Regions from separate parts of the Homo sapiens genome. Here region 2 is linked to region 1. A link is an interaction called in ENCODE POLR2A ChIA-PET data of the cell type or tissue named here. Cell type or tissue: PC-9. All regions are shown on one strand. Each heading gives the region's core, and the rest is flanking DNA. Links, peaks and the distances in the headings are about the cores only. Region 1 holds the start of LINC02966 (long intergenic non-protein coding RNA 2966). Region 2 overlaps IL1RN (interleukin 1 receptor antagonist).

Evidence for each region. ChIA-PET counts read pairs that join two places held together with the same protein. Peaks named below come from ENCODE experiments on the same cell type or tissue, not always from the same donor. Only the 100,000 strongest peaks of a DNase experiment are listed, where the experiment ranks them.
Region 2: POLR2A ChIA-PET joins it to region 1 with 5 read pairs; 1 of 35 experiments calls an interaction of 5 or more read pairs at or near these places.

The regions. Positions count from the first base shown.
Region 1 is chr2:113,324,024-113,329,397 of GRCh38, forward strand. LINC02966 (long intergenic non-protein coding RNA 2966) reads left to right here and starts at 1,015. Exons shown (of 4, transcript NR_183358.1): 1 at 1,015-1,530; 2 at 4,656-4,754. LOC105373567 (a long non-coding RNA gene) reads right to left here and starts at 1,296. Exons shown (of 3, transcript XR_923223.4): 1 at 1,215-1,296. In PC-9, for the core only: no CTCF peak of the experiment used is centred there; DNase peaks (open chromatin) are centred at 958 and 5,158; H3K4me3 peaks cover 1,722 bases; H3K27ac peaks cover 1,833 bases.
Region 2 is chr2:113,131,449-113,136,822 of GRCh38, forward strand. IL1RN (interleukin 1 receptor antagonist) reads left to right here. Exons shown (of 4, transcript NM_173842.3): 4 at 1,208-2,566. The coding sequence ends at 1,423. Among named protein-coding and RNA genes, the nearest start is that of IL1RN, 6.5 kb to the left of the region's middle. RefSeq lists a silencer at 4,019-4,168. In PC-9, for the core only: no CTCF peak of the experiment used is centred there; a DNase peak (open chromatin) is centred at 2,433.

The DNA.
Region 1 (5,374 bases), core at 325-5,324:
TGTGCTTGTGTTGACAGCTGCCGGATCAGAGGGCCTGGCTTGGGATCACAGGCTGCGGGGGTGGTGAAGCAGTGTGCAGATTCTGAAGCCTGGCACCCCCACCCGGGGCCCCAGGAGCCAGGTTCACCCACACAGAAACTCAAGGGAGGCTGCGTTTCCTAATCAACAGCCTGCACCGTGTGGTAGATGCTTTTCCTGTGGGTCATCTCTTTAAATTCTCCCAAGCCTGAAAAGAGAGATTATTGTTCCCATTTTCGAGATCAGAAAACTGAGGCTCAGAAGAGTGAAGTAGCCTGCTTAAGAACGCATGTCTTCATCATAATAGTTGGTATGCAGGTTTCCCTCCCTGTCTCCATCACACACACACACACACACACACACACACACACACACACACACACACACTGCAATGACTGTCTCTCTAGGCCGGCTAACAGTGGACCAAGATGAGCCCATCCTTGCCTGCATCCTGCATCAGTCCACCGGGAGCAGGCAGCAGGGATAAGGATGGGGAGGACGTGGTCAAGGAGTCGGACTACAGGCACCCCTGTGGCTCAGGGCATAGAGGGGGCTCAGGACACATGGAGCACCCCCTCGCCCACATTCCTTTTCCGGGTCTGCCTCTCTACCAGACATCTCTCCTTCCTCCTTTTTTGCATCCTCTTTGGATTCATTTTCTCCTCTCCTTTTATTTCCCCTTCTCTGCTTCCTGATTCACCCCTTGCTGTCTTTTCCAGTCTTTTCCGTTCCTCTCTTCAGTCTCTCCCTCTCCCTTTGCTTCCTTTCTCTGGACTCCCCTGGCTCCTTCTCCCTTTCTCATCCTCCCTCGTGTTTTCCTCTCTTTGTCTCTTCGATCTCCTTCCCTCCTTTTCCGTTTGTCTCTCCCTGGCCTGCGCCCCTCCCCGCCGCTCGCAGCCTCCCGCGCGCTCCTCCCTCGGCGCCGCCAACCCTCCCTCCGCCCCCTCGGCCCCGCCCTCCCCTCGCCAGTCTCCCCCTCCCCTCTCCGCTCTCGCTCTCCGTGATTTATTACTTGCCCTGCTGCTTCTGACAAACTATTTGTAGGAAAATGAGATTTGGTCCGCGCTGGATGGCTCCTCTGGGAGGCAGGCGTGGGGGTCGGGTGTCGGAGGCCCCGTGCGCCCCCCCACCCCCCACCAGAGCCCACGGCGCTCACGGAGCTCTTTAAGATAAATGAGCAAAATTAAGAGACTCACTGGGGGAAGAAAACACTGGATGGGAGCGAGCGAGAGCGGATGGTACTTGGTTTCCTCCCAGAAATGCATCCACGTGCGCCCCACTGGGGCCTCCCCCATCTGCTGCAGACTCCAGGGAACTTCCTCCCCTCAAAGACGAACTTCCAGCCCTGGAGCATGTTTCTTCCTTTCCTGGGATGTGGCGCTGAAAAGGGCAGAAACCTCTAGTAAGGCACAAGCAACAGATTGGGGGTGGAGCAGCAGGTCTCTTTGGAGGTGGCCTGGAAGAAACCGGACAGAGAGGATGGGAAGGGGAGAAACAGAAGAGTGTGACGAGGTGGGTGTCCAAGGGCAATGGGACAGGCAGTCCGGGTGGGAGAGTGGACCTGAGGAAGTAGCTGCAGGCCCAGACTACTTCAGCCACACCCTGATCCCCTGGGACCCTCAGGGCACAGGAGGCAGTGCTGGCTCCAACCTCAGTCCAAGGAGCTGTGGAAGCCTCAGAGGTCCTTGGCAGAGATGAGCCCTCAATTCTCACCTCAAAGGCAGCGATTGAAGTTTTCTCTTGTTTGGGTGGCAGAACTATAAGTTGTCAGAGGGCAGGTAGTGGGTCTTTGGTTTTTCTGCAGTGCCACAGGGCTAGCTTACCTTAGAGGCCATAAGTATTATTTGTTGAGATGCATGAATACAAGAATGTCTTATAAGCTCTAGGCTCAATTTTCAACTCCCACAGATGTGCAATGAAAACAATTTTCCAGACTACTTTTTTTCCCTCTTATTTTGAAAGCAATACACTTATTTTTTCCATCAAACATTAAGACAACAGAGATAAGCAACATAGAAGAAAATAATAATCACCTGTTATTCTACTACGAACAATTTGGAATTTATCTTAAGTCTCAAAATATATATGTATTAAAACACAAGGTCATATTGTAAACATTGTTTTGACCTGCTTTATTTCATTCGATGTTAAATTGTAAATACCTTTTTTTTTTTTTTTTTTTTTTTTTGAGATGGAGTCTCGCTCTGTCGCCCAGGCTGGAGTGCAGTGGCGCGATCTCGGTTCACTGCAGGCTCCGCCTCCCGGGTTCACGCCATTCTACTGCCTCAGCCTCCTGAGTAGCTGGGACTACAGGGGCCCGCCATCTCGCCCGGCTAATTTTTTGTATTTTTAGTAGAGACGGGGTTTCACCATGTTAGCCAGGATGGTCTCGATCTCCTGACCTCGTGATCCGCCCGCCTCGGCCTCCCAAAGTGCTGGGATTACAGGCGTGAGCCACCGCGCCCGGTCCCTTTTTATATCATGTTAAATATTTCTTCTAAAACAAAATTTTAAGTTGTTACAGTGATTTTTTATAGGTTTGTATGCTCTATGGATGATTTTTTTTAACAAGGCACATATTTTTGTTCATTTTGATTGTTTCTAAATTTTTGCTATTATCAAGATTTCCTAACTTTTGCATTATTCAGATTTTTTTTTTTTTTTTTTTTTTTTAGACGGAGTCTTGCACTGTTGCCCAGGCTAGAGTGCAGTGGCGTGATCTCCTCTCACTGCAAGCTCCGCCTCCTGGGTTCACGCCATTCTCCTGCCTCAGCCTCCCAAGTAGCTGGGACCACAGGTGCCTGCCACCACACCCGGCTCATTTTTTGTATTTTTAGTAGAGATCGGGTTTCACCGTGTTAGCCAGGATGGTCTTGATCTCCTTACTTCGTGATCCGCCCACCTTGGCCTCCCAAAGTGCTGGGATTACAGGTGTGAGCCACCGCACCTGGCCTAGATCATCCCATTTTTATCATAGTCAGTGTCTTAGTCTGTTTTGTGTTGCTGTAACACAATACCACAGCCTAAGAAATTTATAAAGAAAATTTTTTTTGTTCTTACTCTTCTGGAGGCTGGGAAATCCAAGGTTGGGGGCTGCATCTGGTGAGGACCTTCTTGCTGTATCATCCTAGCCGGGAAGGAGGAAGGGGAAAAGAGCAGGAAGGAGCAAGAGAGAAAGCAGGGCAGACTCATCCCTTTTATCAGAAACCTGCTCCATCAATAACTAACTCCCATGATAACACCATTAATCCATTAACGAGGACAGAGCCCAATAACCCTTAAATATCCATCCTCTTAACACTGTTGCATTGGAGATTAAGTTACCAACATTTGAACTCTGGGGGACACATTCAGACCATAGCAGTCAGTTATAAAAGCGTGATTTATGCTTTTTCCTAGTTTCATAAGCATAAGATGTGACATATTTTAATAGCTGACAATTCTACAGGGCCTGATCTGAGTTCCTAGCCTAGATCAGCCTTTCTAGAACTTTGTAGATTTTCAAAGATGACCAGTTCTGCAAGCCAGGGTAATCTGGCATGTTCTGGAAGCAAAGGAAGTGGATATGGCTTCAGCCATAGGAAACAAAAAAGATATGATATTTAAAGAAAAAGATTATTCAGTTCAAATCTTCCTAAAACATTTACGAAACAAATGTGCACCAAGTTTTAATACTGGGTGAAGTTACCTCTGATTGGTGTTAACTATGTTATGTGAGGATACCAATTTCAAAGTATATGAAAATGTAAAACTTGAAAATGGTGGAGTCATCCTAAGTATTACTTCATAAAATACAAGTAGAGAAGAAAAAGAAGATTTGACATATAAAGATACGAGAGAAAAACACTCAAAATTATGTGACCTCACACAGGTAACCCTTTCAAGTGATGGGGCACTTTTCAAGTGGAAGCTTTCCTCCCTGCCTTGAAAACAAGAATGTGTGACTGGTGTCCATTTGTATGTCTGTCTGTCAGTCTGGAGTGTGTGGTCTTAGGAAGGCTGGAAGATGATGCAAAACACTTTGATCATTTGTTCTTTGCGTTTCTGCTGCTATTAGCACTTGCATGTGCTGTACTGAGACTTCTACTGACACAACTCCTCCAATCAATGTATTTCTTGGAGGACACCTTACTCACTTGTTCTAAACTTCAGTGTCCTGGGTCTCTGAGTGGCTCTCTAGGGCAGTAACGGTGGGAGGGCAGAGTTCACAAACTATGTTCAATATTTGGAAAGGACTGATTACCTACAGTAAAGTGACTTGGGCTAGTAAAATGTCAGGTTTCTTTGCTTTGGGTTGATTTATAACAACTCAATTTGGGAATACGTACTATCTCAATGGATTGCTCTGATTGGCATTTTTCTAGGTCCTTGATTTATAAATGAAAGGGAGAACTGATTATTCAATAAATACAGTCTATTTTTCCTAATTATGTAGGAAATCATGTCTTTGTAATAAAAGGAGTGTTTGATAGAATGAGCTCATGAAGAAGAGTGTAGTGTTCAACTATAGTTCTCTCTACTCCCCAGATGCCATTGGGGTAAAAGTTACCCAAACAAGAGAAGATTCTGTTGACCCTGAAGTTGAAGTATGGTGGAGATTTTCTAGAAAAATCCATTCAAATCTTTTTCTCTCCCAGATCATGAAGGAAAGAGGAGGCGTCTACTGAATGTAAGGTAGAGCCAAAGGCATCTATTGATGACTGAAGAAGAGGCATGAATATGACAAAAACAGGAAGGTAGGCCAAAAAAGATGATTCATAGATGATTCAACATGGAGGCCCCAACCTTATTTTATTAGTAAAAAAAGATGTGGTGGCAAGTGTATGGGGAGAGAAAAGAAATTAAAACACCATGATCCTTTTAATACAGTCCAAGATTTACTCTGCATAATCCAGTCATATTTTTGACAGTAAATTCATAGCTCCTCTGTCCCCAGTAACAGAACGGTGATCTTTATGGGGCCGGCGTGAGGAAGCTGGCGGGCACGGCCCCCGTCACATTAAACTGTCTCAGTGAAGAGGCAATTTGTTTGATATTAAGAGTTATAAAAATATCAGCACAGAGCGGTTATGCCAGGGATATTGCACAAGCCAATCTGAATTTTAATGTAGTGTGAGCAATAAGCACCGCATTCCTGAGCTCCTGCCACACTCCCTCTGCAAATATTTGAAGAGAAAAAGACAGAGGTTTTGAGTGTCTTGCTCTTTTCCACTTGTGCTTCATGCGGGCTTGCTCATCACCAGATGTGTGGGAGCTGGCAAGGGTTTCCAGGTGCCTGGAAGGGGGGTTCTCAGGAAGCCCCACACAGGAGATCCAATGGCATCCCTGGCATCGTGTGCAGAGAGAATGGGGTCGG
Region 2 (5,374 bases), core at 259-5,258, 190 kb before region 1:
TCCAAAAAGAGCCTCAACATGCAGGCGCTTATTATGACTTCTGCTTGCATCATCCTATTGGCCAAAGCCAGTCACGTGGCTAAGTCTAGCCCCCTGTGAGAGGAGACTGCATAAGAGTGTGAACACCAGGAGACACGGTCACTGGGGGCCACCACTGTAACCATCTACCACAGGACCTGAATCTCTGTGTGCTACTCCCTTGCTCAAGGGCCCCCCTACCCACGCAGACCTGCTGTCTTCTAGCAAAGCCCATCCTCAGGACCTTTCTCTTCCAATCCTTATTGACTCAAATTGATTAGTTGGTGCTCCACCCAGAGCCCTGTGCTCCTTTATCTCATGTAATGTTAATGGGTTTCCCAGCCCTGGGAAAACATGGCTTTGTCTCAGGGGCTTGCTGGATGCAAGCTTAACCTCAATGTGAGTGGCCATACTGTGGCACTGTCCCATCCCTCACCAGGGACACTGTTCTGGAGGGTGACTGCCTGTTCTGTGAGGAGTGGGGATGGCTAGGACATTGCATGGAACACACCACCACCCCATCTTCTCAGAGCTCAAACCCTGACAGAACACCAGCTCCACAGGCCTTGGCTTCTGCTGATGGTGCCGTGTATTTACCAGACTTAGTGGTCCAAGGCCAGAGTGGCCAGATTTCCCAAAGTCAAGGTGTGACAGTGGGACAGCCTCTTTGTGTCTTTGCTGTCCTAAGAAACCTGGGCCAGGCCAGGCGCAGTGGCTCACGCCTGTAATCCCAGCACTTTGAGAAGCCAAGGTGGGCAGATCACGAGGTCAGGAGTTTGAGACCAGCCTGGCCAACATGGTGAAACCCTGTCTCTATTAAAAATAGAAAACATTAGACAGGTGTGGTGGTGCATGCCTGTAATCCCAGCTACTCAGGAGGCTGAGGCAGGAGAATCGCTTGAACCCAGGAGGTGGAGGTTGCAGTGAGCCGAGATTGTGCCACTGCACTCCAGCCTAGGCGACAGAGCAAGACTCCGTCTCGGGAAAATTAATTAATAAATAAATAAACCTAGGTCCCAGAGTCCCACAGAATGGCAGACAGGAGCACCTGGGGGCTTTTAGGGTATGGCATTTCCCCTGTACTAACTCTGGGCTGTCCAGAGGGCCATTTCATGGCGTGGAGTGGAGAGGGAGGCAGCACAGGACTTCCTAGGCCTCAGCTCTCACCTGCCCATCTTTTGATTTCCAGGCAGTTAACATCACTGACCTGAGCGAGAACAGAAAGCAGGACAAGCGCTTCGCCTTCATCCGCTCAGACAGTGGCCCCACCACCAGTTTTGAGTCTGCCGCCTGCCCCGGTTGGTTCCTCTGCACAGCGATGGAAGCTGACCAGCCCGTCAGCCTCACCAATATGCCTGACGAAGGCGTCATGGTCACCAAATTCTACTTCCAGGAGGACGAGTAGTACTGCCCAGGCCTGCCTGTTCCCATTCTTGCATGGCAAGGACTGCAGGGACTGCCAGTCCCCCTGCCCCAGGGCTCCCGGCTATGGGGGCACTGAGGACCAGCCATTGAGGGGTGGACCCTCAGAAGGCGTCACAACAACCTGGTCACAGGACTCTGCCTCCTCTTCAACTGACCAGCCTCCATGCTGCCTCCAGAATGGTCTTTCTAATGTGTGAATCAGAGCACAGCAGCCCCTGCACAAAGCCCTTCCATGTCGCCTCTGCATTCAGGATCAAACCCCGACCACCTGCCCAACCTGCTCTCCTCTTGCCACTGCCTCTTCCTCCCTCATTCCACCTTCCCATGCCCTGGATCCATCAGGCCACTTGATGACCCCCAACCAAGTGGCTCCCACACCCTGTTTTACAAAAAAGAAAAGACCAGTCCATGAGGGAGGTTTTTAAGGGTTTGTGGAAAATGAAAATTAGGATTTCATGATTTTTTTTTTTCAGTCCCCGTGAAGGAGAGCCCTTCATTTGGAGATTATGTTCTTTCGGGGAGAGGCTGAGGACTTAAAATATTCCTGCATTTGTGAAATGATGGTGAAAGTAAGTGGTAGCTTTTCCCTTCTTTTTCTTCTTTTTTTGTGATGTCCCAACTTGTAAAAATTAAAAGTTATGGTACTATGTTAGCCCCATAATTTTTTTTTTCCTTTTAAAACACTTCCATAATCTGGACTCCTCTGTCCAGGCACTGCTGCCCAGCCTCCAAGCTCCATCTCCACTCCAGATTTTTTACAGCTGCCTGCAGTACTTTACCTCCTATCAGAAGTTTCTCAGCTCCCAAGGCTCTGAGCAAATGTGGCTCCTGGGGGTTCTTTCTTCCTCTGCTGAAGGAATAAATTGCTCCTTGACATTGTAGAGCTTCTGGCACTTGGAGACTTGTATGAAAGATGGCTGTGCCTCTGCCTGTCTCCCCCACCGGGCTGGGAGCTCTGCAGAGCAGGAAACATGACTCGTATATGTCTCAGGTCCCTGCAGGGCCAAGCACCTAGCCTCGCTCTTGGCAGGTACTCAGCGAATGAATGCTGTATATGTTGGGTGCAAAGTTCCCTACTTCCTGTGACTTCAGCTCTGTTTTACAATAAAATCTTGAAAATGCCTATATTGTTGACTATGTCCTTGGCCTTGACAGGCTTTGGGTATAGAGTGCTGAGGAAACTGAAAGACCAATGTGTCTTTCTTACCCCAGAGGCTGGCGCCTGGCCTCTTCTCTGAGAGTTCTTTTCTTCCTTCAGCCTCACTCTCCCTGGATAACATGAGAGCAAATCTCTCTGCAAAAAAGATATGGGGCAGCACTGTCCACAACAGCCTCTGCTGGAAACAACCCAAGCACCCATCACAGAATGAATTAGTACATCATGTATCTGCACACAACACAGTGCTCCTTGGCAAAGAAAATGAATGAATTACAGCCAGCTGCACCTCACAAGACAGATAATCTTACAAACATCATGTGGGTACAAGAATCACAAAAGCATGCATAGAGTGTGATTCCATTTCTACAAAGTTCAAAACGGGCAACATGGGGCTGTTGTGTGGAGGGCTGTGGAAACAGGTGGTGCAGAGAGAAGCAAGGCCATGCTCTGTCTGAAGGCCCAGTGACACTTGGCCCCTGCGAGAGAGAGTGGCAGGCAGGAGCACCTGGGGGATTTTAGGGTCCAGACAACATTCTATTTCTTGGCATGGATGCAGTTAGGCGGTTTTCTGTATGTATATTTTATTTCACAATACCTAGAAAATAAAAAGACTTGCCCCCCAACAACCAGGGTGTAAAGAAAGGAGCATCTGGGAAATTATGAGATTAGTGAATGGAGTATTGAATTTGTCCCCATAGGTGGGAGTGCAAGACCATGAGTGACCACTTATCAAACACACCTCAGTAAACAGTCAGGAGAGTGAGGAGTGTGGTCCTTTCACCTGCCCAGGTTGTTTCTGTTAGATTCTGGGCTTGGTCTCTGGAGTCCAAGAGGCAGGCCCCAGTGAGGTCATGCACTTGCTGTCTGATTTTGGCCAAGTCACCTCCCTTTGTGGGGACTGTTCCTCATTTGTTTGAGGGGAATGTTGATTTGGATGGGGATTTTCCAAACAGAGCTCCTTGGACCCTTCCCTCTAAGGTCTCTGGAAATGGGAAACCCTGCAGAGGGGAGGATAAATGGGCCAGGATTCATCCCTTGAACCCTGTTCCCAACAGAGCCCTCTGTTTTTCTCTTCTTTACAACTTGGACCTCCCATGGGACTTTGTTTGAAAGGGAGACTTCATTGCTAAAAGCAAACTAAACTAAATAGGCTAAAAGGCAACAAACTGGAGAAAATGTTTAAGGTCTTCTCTAGATCTAAGATCCTATGACGTTGAGGAGGTCATCCAACATCTCTGAGTTTTCTCTTTCTTGTATATAAAATGGAAGTAGCTGGCAGGGCAGGGCATGTGTCGTTGATATATTTTTAATCCTGGTAAAAGGAGGAGGTTCAAGGCAGAAAACTCATCAAAGCTTAATGACAACAATAGCAGCTAACATTTGTGAGGCTCTAAGGTAAAACCCAAGGCTAAGACTCTTCATGCAAACTAGGTCAAGCAGCAAGCTACAGGTTAGAAACAGGCAAGGCAGCAAAACAGTCACATGGGTGAACTCTGGGACTCTGCAGTCACACTCTGACTCTCCTGCTTGCACTGGGTGCTCATAAGCAAGCTAGTTAACACCTCAGAGCCTTGGTTTTCCCACCACTAAATGCAAATAATAGGCAATGCTGAGTTATTGCAAAGTTACTTAATCTTTGCAATAGCCTTCTGTGGTGAGTGGCATATTCTTATTATTATTATTAGTCCTAGAAGAGTCAGTGCTCAAAGGAATCTGCTTTAGAGCCTTATTGCTCCAAGTGTGGTTCATGCATCAGCAACATCAGCATACTTCTGGAGTTAAAATGCAGATTCTCAGATCTCAGGCTTGACTTACTGACTTAGGGTCATCATCTTAACCAGATCTCCCATGCACATTAAATTTGAGAAGCACTGTTTTAAAATGCATTAGCCGGGTGCAGTAGTTCATGCTTGTAATCTCAGCACTTTGGGAGGCCGAGGCAGGTGGATCACATGAGGTCAGGAGTTCGAGATCAGCCTGACCAACATGGTGAAACCTCATCTCTATTAAAAATATAAAATTAGCTGGGCATGGTGGCGCATACCTGTAATCCTAGCTACTCAGGAGGCTGAGGCAGGAGAATCACTTGAACCTGGGAGGTGGAGGTTGCAGTGAGCCGAGATCACACCATTGCACTCCAACCTGGGCAACAAGAGCAAAACTCTGTCTCAAAATAAAGAAAGAAATAAGATAAAATAAAAAGCATAAATCGCACAATGCATAAGTTTTGGCATACGCACTAGCATAAAGGGATTCTCCTACTTATAAACCTAGCCCATCTCCTTACTCTCTATCACACTAGCCCATTGATGACACCAAAAACTCCCCTCTTAACACTTTAGCTGGGCATGGTGGTTCACGCCTGTAATCCCAGCACTTTGGGAGGCTGAGGTGGGCAGAGCACTTGAGGCCAGGAGTTCAAGACCAGCCTGACCAACATGGCAAAACCCTGTCTCTACTGAAAATGCCAAAAAATTAGCCAGGCATGGTGGTACATGCCTGTAATCCCAGCTACTTGGGAGGCTGAGGCATGAGAATCACTCAAACCTGGAAGGTGACAGTTGCGGTGAGCTGAGATCATGCCACTGCATCCCAGCCTGGGTGATAGTGAGACCCTGTCTCAAACAAACAAAAAAACAAAACACTTCCTTACTTTGGTTTAAAGTGTTCCATAAAATATTCCTAAGAGGAAAAACTTTAAATCATCATCGTGCTGCTAGAATGTCAGCTCAACCCATGCAGATATTTTTGTCTGTTTTGTTCTACAGTGTA